2 separate regions of the Homo sapiens genome follow, and region 2 is linked to region 1. A link is a loop called in an ENCODE intact Hi-C map of the cell type or tissue named here. Cell type or tissue: IMR-90. All regions are shown on one strand.

The links. A loop is a pair of places that touch in the nucleus more often than their neighbours do. Peaks named below come from ENCODE experiments on the same cell type or tissue, not always from the same donor. Only the 100,000 strongest peaks of a DNase experiment are listed, where the experiment ranks them.
Region 2: it touches region 1 in a loop (7-fold over the local background); 38 of 110 quality-filtered maps call a loop at or near these places.

What each region holds. Positions count from the first base shown.
Region 1 is chr6:134,170,649-134,178,648 of GRCh38, reverse strand. SGK1 (serum/glucocorticoid regulated kinase 1) reads left to right here. Exons shown (of 14, transcript NM_001143676.3): 4 at 4,063-4,138; 5 at 4,569-4,644; 6 at 5,083-5,187; 7 at 5,292-5,375; 8 at 5,495-5,626; 9 at 5,875-5,987; 10 at 6,333-6,456; 11 at 6,917-7,012; 12 at 7,471-7,626; 13 at 7,734-7,823. Among named protein-coding and RNA genes, the nearest start is that of SLC2A12, 120 kb to the right of the region's middle. RefSeq lists silencers at 2,824-3,118, 3,045-3,324, 3,435-3,834 and an enhancer at 3,195-3,696. In IMR-90, CTCF peaks have their summits at 21 and 4,522 (motif pointing left); DNase peaks (open chromatin) are centred at 48, 2,888, 3,718, 4,518 and 1 weaker place; H3K4me3 peaks cover 7,348 bases; H3K27ac peaks cover 5,921 bases.
Region 2 is chr6:134,937,774-134,945,773 of GRCh38, reverse strand. ALDH8A1 (aldehyde dehydrogenase 8 family member A1) reads left to right here. Exons shown (of 7, transcript NM_022568.4): 2 at 1,808-1,955; 3 at 3,210-3,365; 4 at 6,359-6,508. Among named protein-coding and RNA genes, the nearest start is that of ALDH8A1, 8.3 kb to the left of the region's middle. In IMR-90, a CTCF peak has its summit at 4,740 (motif pointing right); DNase peaks (open chromatin) are centred at 4,753 and 6,653; H3K27ac peaks cover 655 bases.

The DNA.
Region 1 (8,000 bases):
GGTTGCATTTACAAACAGTTCGGGAGGCTACTCGGACCACTTCGCCACCAGGGAGTATGAGGAAAGGGGCCGGATTCCTCCCAGTAGGAGGACTATCTGGACCAAAGAAAGAGGCTGGCGACAGGAAGGAAGAACAGATCAAGAGTTTGAATAGCAGCTACAGGGCAACCTAATGCCTGTGCAGTGTTAACAGGCGCGCGTCACACACAGCTCCCCCGTCTCCCCCTCCCCTCAAGCACCCCTCCGCCGTGTGTCACCTTCCTGTTCGGAAGTCTTAGTAGGTTGCTGGGACAGAACAGGGGGCGCCTGCTCCACCCATCACGTATCCGGTTGGAAGAAAAGCCAGTCTCAACAACTTGATTCTCTCGGTTAAATGATAAGTTTAGCCGACCATCCGTCTCCAAGTGCTGAACATTAGGGTAGGGGAGGAAGGAGCACATCAGACGTTCCCTTTCTTTTCCAACCACAAATCATACGGTTGCATCTATTCTCTATTCCGCGTAGAACCCTCCGACCTGAATGCCACGTTCCTCCCGGAATGCATGCCACAGAGCCTCTGAGAAAATAAATCCTGTGCATGTGTTTTGAATTTTTTCCGGACTGATTTGTGAGGATAATCAGTTAAGTTACATTTCTTGTGTGCGTGCTGGGGGTGTAATAAAGCTAGGACACTGATGACTGTAATTTTCTGAGTGATGTCGCAATGGGGAGAATAAATGGCCCAGTGTTGAACTTTGCAGCTTGCTCCCTTCCTGTACTTAAATTGCCTTGATATAAAGTGGGGTTCATAACAGAACAGGGATAGCCGTCTCTGGCTCGTGCTCTCATGTCATCTCAGAGTTCCAGCTTATCAGAGGCATGTAGCAGGGAGGCTTATTCCAGCCATAACTGGGCTCTACCTCCAGCCTCCAGAAGTAATCCCCAACCTGCATATCCTTGGGCAACCCGAAGAATGAAAGAAGAAGCTATAAAACCCCCTTTGAAAGGTTCGTACTTACCGTACTATATTTTGCAGATGCCTCAAAGGATTTGGGGTTACTTGGCATGGGGAAGGCACATAAGGTGGGGTGTAGGAGAGGGTCTCTGGTTGTAGGTTTCTTAATTTAATGTTTGAAAACAAACATGCAAAAGTCTGTGTGCAGGTTGATGTTTCTGGGCAGCCTGAGCAAAATTTGCTCTCTCAAGAGGGAAAGGAACCAGGTGGGAGCAGAGCTAGGCTGGGCTAGGCTAGTTGAATGGTGGGACATGACATACGGGTGGCACTGGCAATAACAAAGTCACATTCTATGAAGATTCCCTGCAAGAGGAAGCAGACATGGGCCAGTTACTGTGATTTGAAATTGCCTAAACATTGCTTTAGGTTGGCATGTCAATTTCAGGTACTAGTGTTTTTTTTGTTTTTGTTTTTGTTTTGTTTTTGTTTGTTTGTTTGTTTTGAGACGGAGTCTCGCTCTGTTGCCAGGCTGGAGTGCAGTGGCGTGATCTCGGCTCACTGCAACCTCCGCCTCCCGGGTTCAAGCGATTCTCCTGCCTCAGCCTCCCGAGTAACTGGGACTACAGGCGCACGCCACCACGCCTGGCTAATTTTTCTATTTTCAGTAGAGACGGGGTTTCACCATGTTAGCCAGGATGGTCTCGATCTCTTGACCTCGTGATCCGCCCGCCTTGGCCTCCCAAAGTGCTGGGATTACAGGCGTGAGCCACTGCGCCCGGCCCCAGTAAATGCTTTTTATAAGTGTGGGCACTGAGCAAACTTTCCCAGCCAGACTCCAGGAGAGAGAATGTGTTTCCCTTCTCTCGGTTTGGGGCTGTTGCAACAAAGCAAACCAAGGAGTTGAGACTAGAGCTCACTTTAGGGCAAGTGGGGGTGGTTTTGCCTGCAAAACAAACCCCTGCCCAAGACCAAGGAAAAGGCGTTTCACATGCTATTCCTGGTTTGACAGCTGGTATTTCGGGACTGTGCCAGATCCAGTAGGCAACTTTAAAATGGCAGAGCCTTTGGTAGCAAGAGGTCATGGCAGGGCAGCCACCGCAGACAGCAACAGCGAGCGCCAGGTACCTGGCCCTGCGAATAGTGGTAACTTGTAACTGCCCGCTCCGGGCCCAGTCGCCGTGCTCGCGGCTTCCCGGCCAGCACTGGCTCACGTCCCCGCGCCGGCGGTCAGGCTGCGGCTCCCAGACATCCCCCAGCCGCGGGGTTACTGGAAGGCACCGGCATCGCTGTTCTGCAGAGCCCGGGCCGCCGCCTCGAGCTTCCCTCTCTTCCCTGCCTTCTGCAGCGGAGTCACCCGGCTAATCTTTCAGGATAAAGTCACAGTTTATGTGGGACTCACATAAAGAGCGAGCGAGGTGGCAAAACTAAGAAGCCCTGGGGCAGCCTTGAGTTAAACCCAGGGAGGGTAGGGACGATTTTAAGACCATGTATCATGACCTGCAGGGTTTTCAGGTGGGACAGCGGGAGAGGAGCAGGCCCCACAGAGGAATCGAGGATGCCCGGTTCACGCCAGGTCTGCCCCCGGGCAAAGCTACCCCTCCCTTCGCTTGTTACCTCCTCACGTGTTCTTGGCATGGCAGAGATTAAAAATGCAAGGAAAAAAATTACATGCGGAACGGACAAAATGTTCTCAGAGATTACTTCAGAAAAAAAAAAGTGAAATGCAGATTGTACTTCTTCCTTTAGTGCAGAGACGACTTTTATTTCCGCCCCCTCCCCTCCACATTCCTGACCTCTCCCTCCCCCTTTTCCCTCTTTCTTTCCTTCCTTCCTCCTCTTCCAAGTTCTGGGATTTTTCAGCCTTGCTTGGTTTTGGCCAAAAGCACAAAAAAGGCGTTTTCGGAAGCGACCCGACCGTGCACAAGGGCCATTTGTTTGTTTTGGGACTCGGGGCAGGAAATCTTGCCCGGCCTGAGTCACGGCGGCTCCTTCAAGGAAACGTCAGTGCTCGCCGGTCGCTCTCGTCTGCCGCGCGCCCCGCCGCCCGCTGCCCATGGGGGAGATGCAGGGCGCGCTGGCCAGAGCCCGGCTCGAGTCCCTGCTGCGGCCCCGCCACAAAAAGAGGGCCGAGGCGCAGAAAAGGAGCGAGTCCTTCCTGCTGAGCGGACTGGGTAAGCGCCGCCGCCGGCCCCGCTGGGGGCTTGGCTCACTTCCCCAGAGCGGCTTGGAGGCAGGGGCCGGCTTTCGTCGGAGTTCTCGGGGCCGGGGTCCCGGCGGCGGGAACGGGAGGACCTGGCGGGCGAGGTCGCGCGCGCAGGCCTGCGCCCCAGGGATAAACCCCGGAGGGTGGCGCGCACCGCCGGCTCGGGTTGGGGAGGAGGGTGGGAGTCCGGCCGCAGGACGGCGCCTGGCCGGGGAGAGGGTATCTGCAGGGACAGTGAGCGAAGCCACCGTGGCCGCCGCGCACCCGCCGGGAAGCGCTTCGGCGCTGCGAACCCGGCTTTCTCCGGCGGCGGAATAAATGAGAGAGGTGGAAAACTACCCCGGGCTCTCCGGCCCTCCCCGCGCCCTCCGCCGGCGCGTTCTCTCTCTCCTGCCCCAGGAGCCGATGGAGACTGATAACGGCCCTGCGCCAGGCCGTCCCCGGGCGGTCCTCGCGCCCCCGCCCGGGGCTCGCCCTCTCAATGGGGACAGAACCGCCCGCCGCAGGCAGCGTAGCCGCCAGCAAACCGCGAGGCGGCCGGGGCGGGGCGAGGGGCGAGGCGAAGGGCGGGGCCACTTCTCACTGTCGCGCAGGCCCCGCCCCCGCGGCGGTGCCTTTTTTATAAGGCCGAGCGCGCGGCCTGGCGCAGCATACGCCGAGCCGGTCTTTGAGCGCTAACGTCTTTCTGTCTCCCCGCGGTGGTGATGACGGTGAAAACTGAGGCTGCTAAGGGCACCCTCACTTACTCCAGGATGAGGGGCATGGTGGCAATTCTCATCGGTGAGTGCAGGAATCTTGCGGGACTTCTGCTCCAGGAGACGCAAAGTGGAAATTTTTTGAAAGTCCCGGATCAGATTAGTGTGTGTGGCGCCGGACGTTATGAAGCCGTCTAAACGTTTCTTTATTTCTCCTCCTTCATCCACAGCTTTCATGAAGCAGAGGAGGATGGGTCTGAACGACTTTATTCAGAAGATTGCCAATAACTCCTATGCATGCAAACAGTAAGTTTGACCGGATTTGAGGAAATAACTAGTATAGTTTGAATTTGCCAGCGGTAAACATTCTCATCACGGCGTTTATCGGGAAGGCGAAGACTTCTTCTGGGGTGGGGATCTCATTTCTCCTTAAATTCTAATATATTTGACACATTTTAAACATTAAAGTTAATTTGCTGATTTGGCTTGAACTGGAGATGTAAGATAAATGGTTCGTGTTGGCCGAATTCACGGCCTTTCTCCATGAGCAACAATCCTTATTTCTGTATTTAATGGGGTTTATTATTTTCTTTAACTGACTAATGTATTGGGGTATTTTCAGTTTAAACAGTGAATTATCCGGGTAGAAGTCGGTAGAGCCAGAAACTCACTTTTGATGTTGGTGTGCCCCCTAGTGGCGAGCTGGATTCTAAATCGTGCCCTTTATTCCCTGCAGCCCTGAAGTTCAGTCCATCTTGAAGATCTCCCAACCTCAGGAGCCTGAGCTTATGAATGCCAACCCTTCTCCTCCAGTAAGTTTTTGTATGTGCCGTGCATCTGTGGAGAACTGTAAGGGAGTCAGTTAGTATTCCTACATTAATGGATTAAAATAGCATTTCTAGAAATTAGTATCAAGGCAGGAATGCTTCATTATGGCATAACAAGTGATATAAATATTTAAGTATTGAGTCAGAGTATTATTTTATTTTTTTCCTGGGCATATTTTACCTCCAAAGTGGTTATTTTAAAAGGCATATTTCATAAAAAGGTTTTATCTGTCTGAAACAACATGACTGTGTGCAGTTTCCATACTCATTTGAAATGTGATGAAATGTAGTTTTGAATGTTTATAGATGTATGGTCATTTGCATCAGTCATTTGTAGATGTAACATTTTCTACATCGTTTATGTTATAGATGTCTTCCTTTGAAGCAATGGTATTAAAAGAAATTCTTTTTTTTTTTTTCTAGCCAAGTCCTTCTCAGCAAATCAACCTTGGCCCGTCGTCCAATCCTCATGCTAAACCATCTGACTTTCACTTCTTGAAAGTGATCGGAAAGGGCAGTTTTGGAAAGGTAATTTCAAATCTGAAGATCTTTTGGTACACTTCCTTCATGTCCTCTTTTGTATTCTCCCTGGATGAGGATAGAAAAATGATTTTTTTAAATTGAAATTTCAGGTTCTTCTAGCAAGACACAAGGCAGAAGAAGTGTTCTATGCAGTCAAAGTTTTACAGAAGAAAGCAATCCTGAAAAAGAAAGAGGTATGAGATGTGCTTGATGGGGCTGGCATTGGCGGTAGACACTCCTTGAATAATCTTGATTCTGGAATGTTGGTGCCAAGTTGAAACATGCCACTAAATCTGAATCGTCATTTTCCTAGGAGAAGCATATTATGTCGGAGCGGAATGTTCTGTTGAAGAATGTGAAGCACCCTTTCCTGGTGGGCCTTCACTTCTCTTTCCAGACTGCTGACAAATTGTACTTTGTCCTAGACTACATTAATGGTGGAGAGGTGAGCAGGGGGGATAGAAGTCAACTCTTAGTGTCTCTGCACAGCCTGCTTTGTTTTAGTTTGAGAAAAAAGTTTTCAAAGATTTTTGGTGGGGAGAATGTTACCAGAATTAGCATTTCCTTCAACCTGTCAGGTTTATAGTTAATAGATTACTTGGGGCCACTTCCTGCAGTTGTTCTTTTGCTGTGTATGTCAAAACTAATTAAATTCATTTGCAACCCAGAATGACTTTGTTCTGTCTCCTGCAGTTGTTCTACCATCTCCAGAGGGAACGCTGCTTCCTGGAACCACGGGCTCGTTTCTATGCTGCTGAAATAGCCAGTGCCTTGGGCTACCTGCATTCACTGAACATCGTTTATAGGTAAGCCTGAGAGCTCTTCAGGCTACCAGTTTTGGTATAAAGGAGACGTAGCACTGGCTGTTTCATAGGGCCTTAAAATAATTTGTGTTTATTTGCAACTTGGTTGCCTAAAACCAGATCCCCTAGCACGTGAGCTGGCTTGACTTAAGTGCCAAGGGGGAACCAGCCAAGTAGGATTGTGCCTAATCCAGAATAGATGAGCAGAACAAGGGCTCCCTTTTTTCTTCACTACACAACTACAGTGAACCTAAAATGCCTCTAATACCTTTAGCAATTATCTTTAAGAGGATATCTTATGAAGTGAAATTAACTTGTGCAACTACTTTTCTATTCACTTTTTTACAGAGACTTAAAACCAGAGAATATTTTGCTAGATTCACAGGGACACATTGTCCTTACTGACTTCGGACTCTGCAAGGAGAACATTGAACACAACAGCACAACATCCACCTTCTGTGGCACGCCGGAGGTAGGCGCTGTCTTGGTTTGGTGCCTGGTTTACCCCCGCCTTCCAAGAGAGAGATGTACAATCATGCACTTAACTACCAAAAAGAGTAAACTCCTCTCAGAGACTTCTTAATACAGTTCAGTGCAAATAAAATACATTTGCTGTTTGATGTAGCATGAGAAATCCCAAGTCCTTCTGTTCCTTTACTGAAAAGTAGCTGTTTGTAAGTAAGATCTGCATCATAAAAACTTTCTAAATCCCTAAGTAAGAGATATCAAGTGCCCAGCAGTTTCCTAAATGTCAGTACACATAGGTAGCCAGTCACCCTCAAAAAGTCCAGCAGTTTTATCAGGAAGGAATCTAAAGATATCTATCTTCCAAGCTGGCTCTGGGTCTCTCAGCTTTTTCAAACTAAATGTGTGGTCGTGGGATTGCTTGCTTTCGCAGGTTCTAAACGCTGTTTCCCTGGTCTGTTTTTCAGTATCTCGCACCTGAGGTGCTTCATAAGCAGCCTTATGACAGGACTGTGGACTGGTGGTGCCTGGGAGCTGTCTTGTATGAGATGCTGTATGGCCTGGTGAGTGGCACATTGGGAACCATGGAACACTGCCTGCTCCCTACAATATTGCCTTCACACAGCCCATGCTTGGCCATGGTGTCTTGCCCTTACCAGTACGCTTATCAAAAGCAGCTAAGAGGCATATTGGTTATTTTATAGTTCATAAGAATAATCACTTACCTGGTTCTTTTGTGCATTTCACATTTTACTAGATAGGACCACATTGAACCTGTGTGGTGGTGAAAAACTACCACTTATTAACATCTACCCCCTCACCCTCCACACACACACACACAAACACACACACGGGTTGCAAAGTAGACACTTAAATAGCAAGGGAAAAGAAAGCATTGAGGTGGGGAGAGTTTCTCAAATCGAGCCTAATATTTATTGCCGTTTATATCTTTTTCTCTACTGGTAATGTGTGCCATATGAAACTTCCAATTAAGTCTAAAGTAATTTTCCCCTTCTTTCAGCCGCCTTTTTATAGCCGAAACACAGCTGAAATGTACGACAACATTCTGAACAAGCCTCTCCAGCTGAAACCAAATATTACAAATTCCGCAAGACACCTCCTGGAGGGCCTCCTGCAGAAGGACAGGACAAAGCGGCTCGGGGCCAAGGATGACTTCGTGAGTGATGTTTTCCTGTCCTCCTGGGCCGGCCGGGACGTGCACTAGACCTCCCTGCCCTTATTGAATGCACCTGTCTAAATTAATCTTGGGTTTCTTATCAACAGATGGAGATTAAGAGTCATGTCTTCTTCTCCTTAATTAACTGGGATGATCTCATTAATAAGAAGATTACTCCCCCTTTTAACCCAAATGTGGTGAGTATCTGTCTCTCTTCTAAGTATAGAGAAGCCCAAAGGGCATTTATTTTAATTCAGAATTGTCTGGGGGAGGGTTGGAAGGAATACATTGGCAGATGTTTTCTCCATAAACCTGTTATTTTACCTACATAAAAAGCACATTTTTGTGTCCCAACAAGGCTCCCATAATTTTTA
Region 2 (8,000 bases), 770 kb before region 1:
CATGAGGGCTAGCACAGGCTCAGGCGGCTAGATTACTTCGGGTCAAGCGCCCCAAAAAAGATGCTCACGGCTGCCAGAAGCCTATGGAAAAGGATTCTGAGTCTGAGCCAGGGCCCGGTGGTGGAAGACAGCTGTGATTATAATAATTTTTCATGCATGTGAGAAAGGAGAGGAGTGAGACATGGGTTAGGGATTTGTCATCTCTGGAGAAGGCATTACTTAGACATTGCCGGAGAGAAGAGAAAGGCAGAAGAGGACTTGAAAATTATTTTGTCTACATAACATTTTGGCCATGAGTTGACCCTGCCCATACCTTCCCATACATATATTGTTTCCTTTTGTATGTAACTCTAAAAGGAGGTACCCAAGCCATCTGTCCAGCCACAAATCTCCTCTTCTCCAATAAAGCCTCTTCCACTGGGCAGAATCAGGCAGCAGGCAGAGCAACCTGTGGTCCTGGGAACCACCAAAATCTGGGTTTGAGTCCTGATTCTGCCACTTATTAGCTGTGTGACCTATGGCAAATTGCTTGAGTTTCTATGTCTCAGTTTTCTCATCTGTAAAATGGGCATAGCAATACTCATGTTATAGAATTTTGAAAGGACTTAAATAAAAATAATTTGTGTAAAGTATTTAGCATATTCCCTTATATAAAAATTAGTCAATAAATTATAAATATAATTAGTCATTTCAAGTGAAAATGACAATCTGAGGATGTGATTTCACCCAAAATTTCAGACTTTATAAGATATGTCAGAGCTGAGTTAGAAGCTTTAGAGATTCCACATATCTAGATTAATTTTCTTCTTCTACTGTATATATAATATATACATACTATATATACTATATATATATAGTATATATGTATAACATATACATTTTTTTGAGACAGGGTCTTACTCTGTCACCTAGGCTGGAGTGCAGTGGCACAATTACAGCTCACTACAGCTTCTACCTCCTGGGCTCAAGTAATCCTCCCACCTTAGCCTCCTGAGTAGCTGGGACTACAGGCATGCACCACAACGCCCAACTAATTTTTTAAAAAACCTTTGTGTAGAGACAGGGTCTCACTATGTTGACCAGGCTGGTCTCAAACTCCTGGGCTCAAGCGATCCTCCCAACCCAGCCTCCCTAAGTGCTAAGATTACAGGCATGAGCCACCACTCCTGGCCCACAATATTTTTAAAAATTCTAGTTTCTGAAGTGATTGAAAATGTACATATGTTAAAATTCAAATAGCTTCTTTCTAATGATCTGATTACTACATTCAGGATGCATTGGTTGAAATGGAGCGCGTTTCTTTGTTTCTATGGTACCCCTCCTTTGCTGGTCATGTAAACACCTGTGTCATCTACTTTGTGGGTGGCTCAGCACTGGGACATGTTGAATATTCAAAATTAGGGTGGGCCAGGTGCAGTGGCTCACACCTGTAATCCCAGCACTTTGGGAGGCCGAGGCGAGTGGTTCACTTGTATTCAGGAACTCAAGACCGGCCTGGTCAGCATGGTGAAACCCCCTTTCTACTAAAAAATACAAAAATTAGCTGGGCATGGTGGCACATGCCTGTAATCCCAGCTGCTCAGGAGGCTGAGGTGGGAGAATCACTTGAACCCCGGAGGCAGAGGTTGCAGTGAGCCAAAATTGCGCCACTGCCCTCCAGGCTGGGCTACAGAGTGAGAATCCATCTAAAAAACAAAACAAAACAAAACAAAAATGAGGTGTGTGGAGACCTGAGGATTCTGGTTTTGTCCATCCCCCAAGGACTAACAGCTTTAAGGTGACCCTTTCTCCCATTTGCTCCTCAAAGATCGAAGCCGCGGTCAAGGCCGCCAGAGAAGCCTTTCCCAGCTGGTCATCCCGCAGCCCCCAGGAGCGCTCACGGGTCCTGAACCAGGTGGCGGATTTGCTGGAGCAGTCCCTGGAGGAGTTTGCCCAGGCCGAGTCTAAAGACCAAGGTGAGAGTTGCCTCTTAACTGTAACATGGGACTCAGGGCATCTCTGATTATTCATGTTATCCCTCTTGGGGCCATCAGGCCAGCCCATGTGCCTGCTCCTCTGGCAATAGTAGAAGTGGAGAGCAAACCCTCCCCTGCTCCAGGCCTGGGAAGGCCAGGACTTGTGGCTGGCCCAGCCCTGTCTCATTCAGATGGCCAGAGAAAGTCACATGGCTGGATCCAAAAGCTGAGGGGCAAAGAAATATACTCTGTTCATTGGATGAAAGGAAGTGCAAATATATACAGCAAAGGGCATGGATATAGGGAGAGATGAAGAACTAGGGCTGATCATGCAGTCTCCTACTCATTCTAAGCAGAGAATTTCAAAGCAAAGATAATTTGAAAAGCAGTTATGCAGTCAGATTATTTAGGATGTTTTCTGATATGTCAGTCACCATTCCACTCCCGACACATCTCATTTTTTTTTCCCACTCTTTCCCAGAGGTCAGAGTAATGGAGTAAATATTTGTAAATTTTTGCAAGAATATCTGTTAAGATAAGCCAAGAGTTTTAAAAATTACATGTGTGCCATAAACCAATCAAAAATCAGAAAGCAGCCTGAGTCCAAGCCCTTAAAAAGAAAATAGTTCTCTGCTGGTGTTCCTGGCCAGGCTCCCTGCATCGCTAAAGAGAACTCAGTAGCAGTCTAGGTAAGCTTCTGTTTCTCTTTCTGTTCCATCCAGGAGCTAGGACGTGCAGGGCATGTGATGGGCAAGCAGGTGCCACACAGCATCCCGTGCCAGGGCATTCCCAGCCGCTCTTCTGATGACTCTACCATGTGTGGGGAGGTCATGAAATACACATTACATGTGTATAAAAGTGTTTCGTTTTGTGCTGTGCAATTACAACTGTCCTAACACCCGTATTTCAATGCCTTTGTCGCAGGTACAAAGCCTGGTGATTTTGAATTGCAAGAGTTTGTGTGGGTGAAGTGGTAGCATCTGGCAAACTGGTGATGAGAATGATGTGTTCAGTTCACAGAACAAAGATTATTGACTCAATTTTAACCCCCCACCTCAGTTTCCAACCTTATACCTAAATATTGTATGGTTTTATCAAACCATGATCAAGTCTTTGTGAGGTCAAGGAATGCCTGCCCCGGGCTAGAAGGAATCCAGGCTGTTTCAGTGTGAGTTGGGACGCGTGGGCAGTGGAAGCTGATGGATAGAGTGTCCCCATTAGCTGATAGTGCTTTATGTTGTTTGCTTCTTACAGGGAAAACCTTAGCACTGGCAAGAACCATGGACATTCCCCGGTCTGTGCAGAACTTCAGGTTCTTCGCTTCCTCCAGCCTGCACCACACGTCAGAGTGCACGCAGATGGACCACCTGGGCTGCATGCACTACACGGTGCGGGCCCCGGTGGGAGTCGGTGAGTGCTGTTCAGTGAGAGCCCACCTCCCGGTTATGCTTGCAGATGCTCACAACATTCTATGGCATTGTCCTCAAGGAACAGGTTAAAGAAAAGGAAGAGCTGATATTTTTCTTTTCTAAAATCCATTGGCCTCAAAGATCTATTTCTAGTTTATTTTCTTTGTGTCAAATTCCCTGCTTTTCTTTTTAGACAGCGTCTTGCTCTGTCGCCCAGGCTGGAGTGCAGTGGCATGATCTCGGCTCACTGCAACCTCTGCTTCCCGGATTCTAGTGATTCTCTAGTCTCAGCCTCCTGAGTACCTGGGACCACAGGTGCGAGCTACCACACCGGCTAATTTTTGTGTTTTTAGTAGAAACAGGGTTTCACCCATGTTGGCCAGGCTGATCTCAAACTCCTGACCTCAAGTTATCCTCCCGCCTCGGCCTCCCCAAGTGCTGGGATTACAGGCGTGAGCCACCACGCCAGGCCTCATGTTCATGACTTATCTGGAAAATCATAGGGAAAAGAATGATGCTAAGAGTAAATATGTAAATTCACATGCCAGGATTTTTTTTTCTACTTATATTTAAAAAAGGAAAAATCAGGCTGGGCGCAGTGGCTCACGCCTGTAATCCCAGCACTTTGAGAGGCTGAGGCAGAAGGATCATCTGAGGTCAGGAATTCGATCAGCCTGGCCACCATGGTGAAACCCCGTCTCTACTAAAAATACAAAAATTCACCGGGCGCGGTGGCTCATGCCTGTAATACCAGCACTTTGGGAGGCCAAGATTGGCGGATCGCCTGAGGTCAGGAGTTCGAGACCAGCCTGGCCAACATGGCGAAACCCCATCTCTACTAAAAATACAAAAAGTTAGCTGGATGTGGTGGCGGGCACTTGTAATCCCAGCTACTTGGGAGGCTGAGGCAGGGAGAATTGCTTGAACCCAGGAGGCCGAGGTTGCAGTGAGCTGAGATTGTGCCATTGCACTCCAGCCTGGGCGACAAGAGTGAGACTCGGTCTCAAAAAAACAAAACAAAACAAAACAAAAAAACCCAGCCGGGCGTGGTGGCATGCATCTGTAGTCCCAGCTACTTGGGAGGCTGAGGCAGGAGAATCACTTGAACCTGGGAGTCGGAGGTTGCAGTGAGCTGAGATGGTGCCACTGCACTCCAGCCTGGGTGATAGATCGAGACTCTGTCTCAAAAGAAAAAAAAAAGAAAGAACTATTTATGTACATTAAATAAATTAATAAGTGTAGGGCATGTAGTATGGTGCCAGGTGTGTGATAAATAAGCCTCTACTGAGAATTATCTTACTTCATGCATTCCTTTGCCTCTTGACCTTTGGAAGAACGTATAAATAAATGTCTGTGATGACTAAAACCTTCCACCAGATGTCACTGTTTCCTCGGAGAAAAAAATCATCTTTTTAGCTTATTACATTTTATGAATATAAGCTAAAAGGAAAACAATTGGGACATCTCATTGCTTTGGTTACTTGAAACCTTCAGAAATTATGTTTTCAAGGCATTGTGGAAAGCTCTACCTCCTCCTAGGAAGTGTGCTAATATATTTTGCTGCAAAAATATTTTTATCCCCTAAAGAATGGATTTTTCAGTGGGAAATTTAATAATATAAAAGATGCATTTACTTTCATAGCACAGGCTTGAGGGAAGAGTATAAAATAAGGTGAATCAATTTCCTTTCAGAAGGTAGATTTTTATATTTGTTTGTTTTGTGATTGGAAACCTGGATAGGTTCAGAATATTGCATGGAGACACATTCTAGCTGCTGGTTACGTTACTCATCCAGCAAATCTATCTGGTCAGGATACAAGTGACAATCTAGAGAGAATTTTTATTTAAAAATATTCTAAATAGCCAAAATGGATGTCACAGTCCATGCACCAAAGGTTATTGGCTTTACTGATAGGAGGGCCCTCACATGGAACACTCAGAACTCATTGGCCCCTATTTTATGAATAATTATATAAAGCTTGAGATTTTATGTCTCAACCCATGACAGATTTGAAGTAAAGGTAAAGAAACATGTTAGAAGAAATAACAGCCAGACCGTTAAAATAATGGGGAAGGAGACATTTTTGAAAAAGTAAAGCTCAGTCTATAAATCTCAAAATGCGTCACATTCTGGAACTGTTTAGTGACAGGTGACAACTGTTTTTTTATTTTTTATTTTTTTTTGAAGTTCCAGGGTACACGTGCAGGACGTGCAGGTTTGTTACATAGGTAAACGTGTGCCATGGTGGTTTGCTGCACCTATCAACCCATCACCTAGCTATTAAGCCCAGCATGCATTTGCTCTTTATCCTAATGCTCTTCCCCCCGACTCTCCCCTGACAGGGCCTGCTGTGTGTTGTTCCTTTCCCTGTGTCCATGTGTTCTCATTGTTCAGCTCCCACTTATAAGTGAGAACATGCAGGTGTTTGGTTTTCTGTTTCTGTGTTACTTTGCTAAGGATAATGGCTTCCACCTTCATCCATGTGCCTGCAAAGGACATGATCTCGTTCCTTTTTATGGCTGCATTGTATTCCATTGTGTATATGTACCACATATTCTTATCCAATCCATTATTGATGAGCATTTGAGTTGATTCCATGTCTTTGCTATTGCTATTGTGAATAGCAAAGTGCTGCAATGAACATACGCGTGCATGTATCTTTATAATAGAATGATTTATATTTCTTTGGGTATATGATAGGTGACAACTCTTTAGCTCTGGAGTTTATATTGCTGTTGTTCATAATCATGAACTGCCAAGAAATGGGGAAATCATATTGACTTTACTCTGTTTTAAAAGATACAGTTGCTTGGAATATATTTTAGAATTATTTCCCTGAAAGTGGCTACAAATAAGCAAAGCTTGGGAAGAAGTTAGAAGAGTAAGCTAAGTTTTCTGCAGCATGAAGGAGTTTTGCGTTAATAACCCCACTTGGCCAGTCCACCTCAGAGGGGTATGCCGTCACAGGCAGTGCTTCTGCTCTCATCCCTTAGCTGGTCTGATCAGCCCCTGGAATTTGCCACTCTACTTGCTGACCTGGAAGATAGCTCCAGCGATGGCTGCAGGGAACACTGTGATAGCCAAGCCCAGTGAGCTGACTTCAGTGACTGCGTGGATGTTGTGCAAACTCCTGGATAAAGCAGGTAATTAGGTGTTGGGGTTGGGGGGCAGGCACAGAGTTGGAGCAAACCTATAGTTTATAGAAATCTTCCACTCAGCAGCACAATCGATTCCAGTGACATCATGGGCTTTGTCTTTCTGATCCTTGTCTGGGAAATCCCCTCCACCCACAGGGTTCCCTCACCCTGCTTCCTGTCTTCAACACCAGAACGGTGCTACTGCAGGCAAGTTCCACTCCCCAGGGTGGGCGACTGGCAGCACAATAGTGACGCAGACTTAAACAGCCCCATCAAATCAAAGACACCTGCCTGCTCCAGAGAGTCAATTAAAATCTTAAGTTGGGGCCAGGTGTGGTGGTTCACGCCTGTAATCCCAGCACTTTGGGAGGCTGAGGTGGGTGGATCACGAGGTCAGGAGATCGAGACCATCCTGGCTAATACGATGAAACCCCGTCTCTACTAAAAATACAAAAAATTAGCTGGGCGTGGTGGCGGGCGCCTGTAGTCCCAGCTACTTGGGAGACTGAGGCAGGAGAATGGCATGAACCCAGGAGGCGGAGCTTGCAGTGAGCCGAGATTGCACCACTGCACTCCAGCCTGGGCGACAGAGTGAGACTCCGTCTCAAAAAAATAAATTAAAAAATAAAATAATAATAATAATAATAAAATAAAATCTTGAATCACAAGTTAATCCTGATGACAATAAGAATATTGCTAGGTACACCTACAGTTTGCTTGGCTATAGAATACCTAGTAGAAGTAGCCCGATTTCAAGAGATCTAAATATACATCCTTCAGTTTTTCCTGCCTTTGGGACTGCTACTGGAAAGCTAATACAATATGGCCTCTTCCTAGCATATCAAGGTTCACACGTTTGCTCCTTGTTCTTTTTCTGCTAATAGTTTATTGGCCGCATTCAGGATGCGCTCCTGGTTTTGTTCTGGGCTGTAGCTCCGCACAGGCACAGGCTGGCACTGTTTGAAGGCAGCAGGCAGGAGACCCCAGCAGCCCTCCTGTGAGAAGTCCCCTTAATGTGAGGTCTTTTTGCTATGTCACCCCACGGCCAGGGCAGGAGTGCTGGGTGGGGGAGACAGACTCACTGTCTTTCTAGTTGGTCTCCTTGCTGCCTTTCAGCCCATAGAGAGGCACTGCTGGGCTCTCCTGTATCCACAGAATGCCCGGTGGGTAAGAGTCCGTCCCTCTCTCCCGCTTCGGAACACCTTTCTTAGAAGCACAGACATACACATTAACTTCCAGTAAACCCTAGCCAGTTCTTTACTCCACGAGGAAGATGAAGGCTCAAAACTGAGGCTGTTTAGGGAACGGCACTGGGCCTTACGATCCCAGGGTCCTCCAGAGGAATGAGGCCTCCCAGCCTAGGACTCTGATTTGTCATCTATGGAGCTCCCAGGCTTCGAGGTGGAGGGGGTGGGGCGGGGTATATCATTTAAATGTGCCGACCCTTCCCATGTTCCTCCCCTACAAAAGACCTCACAGTCTAATCCCATTCTTTGTA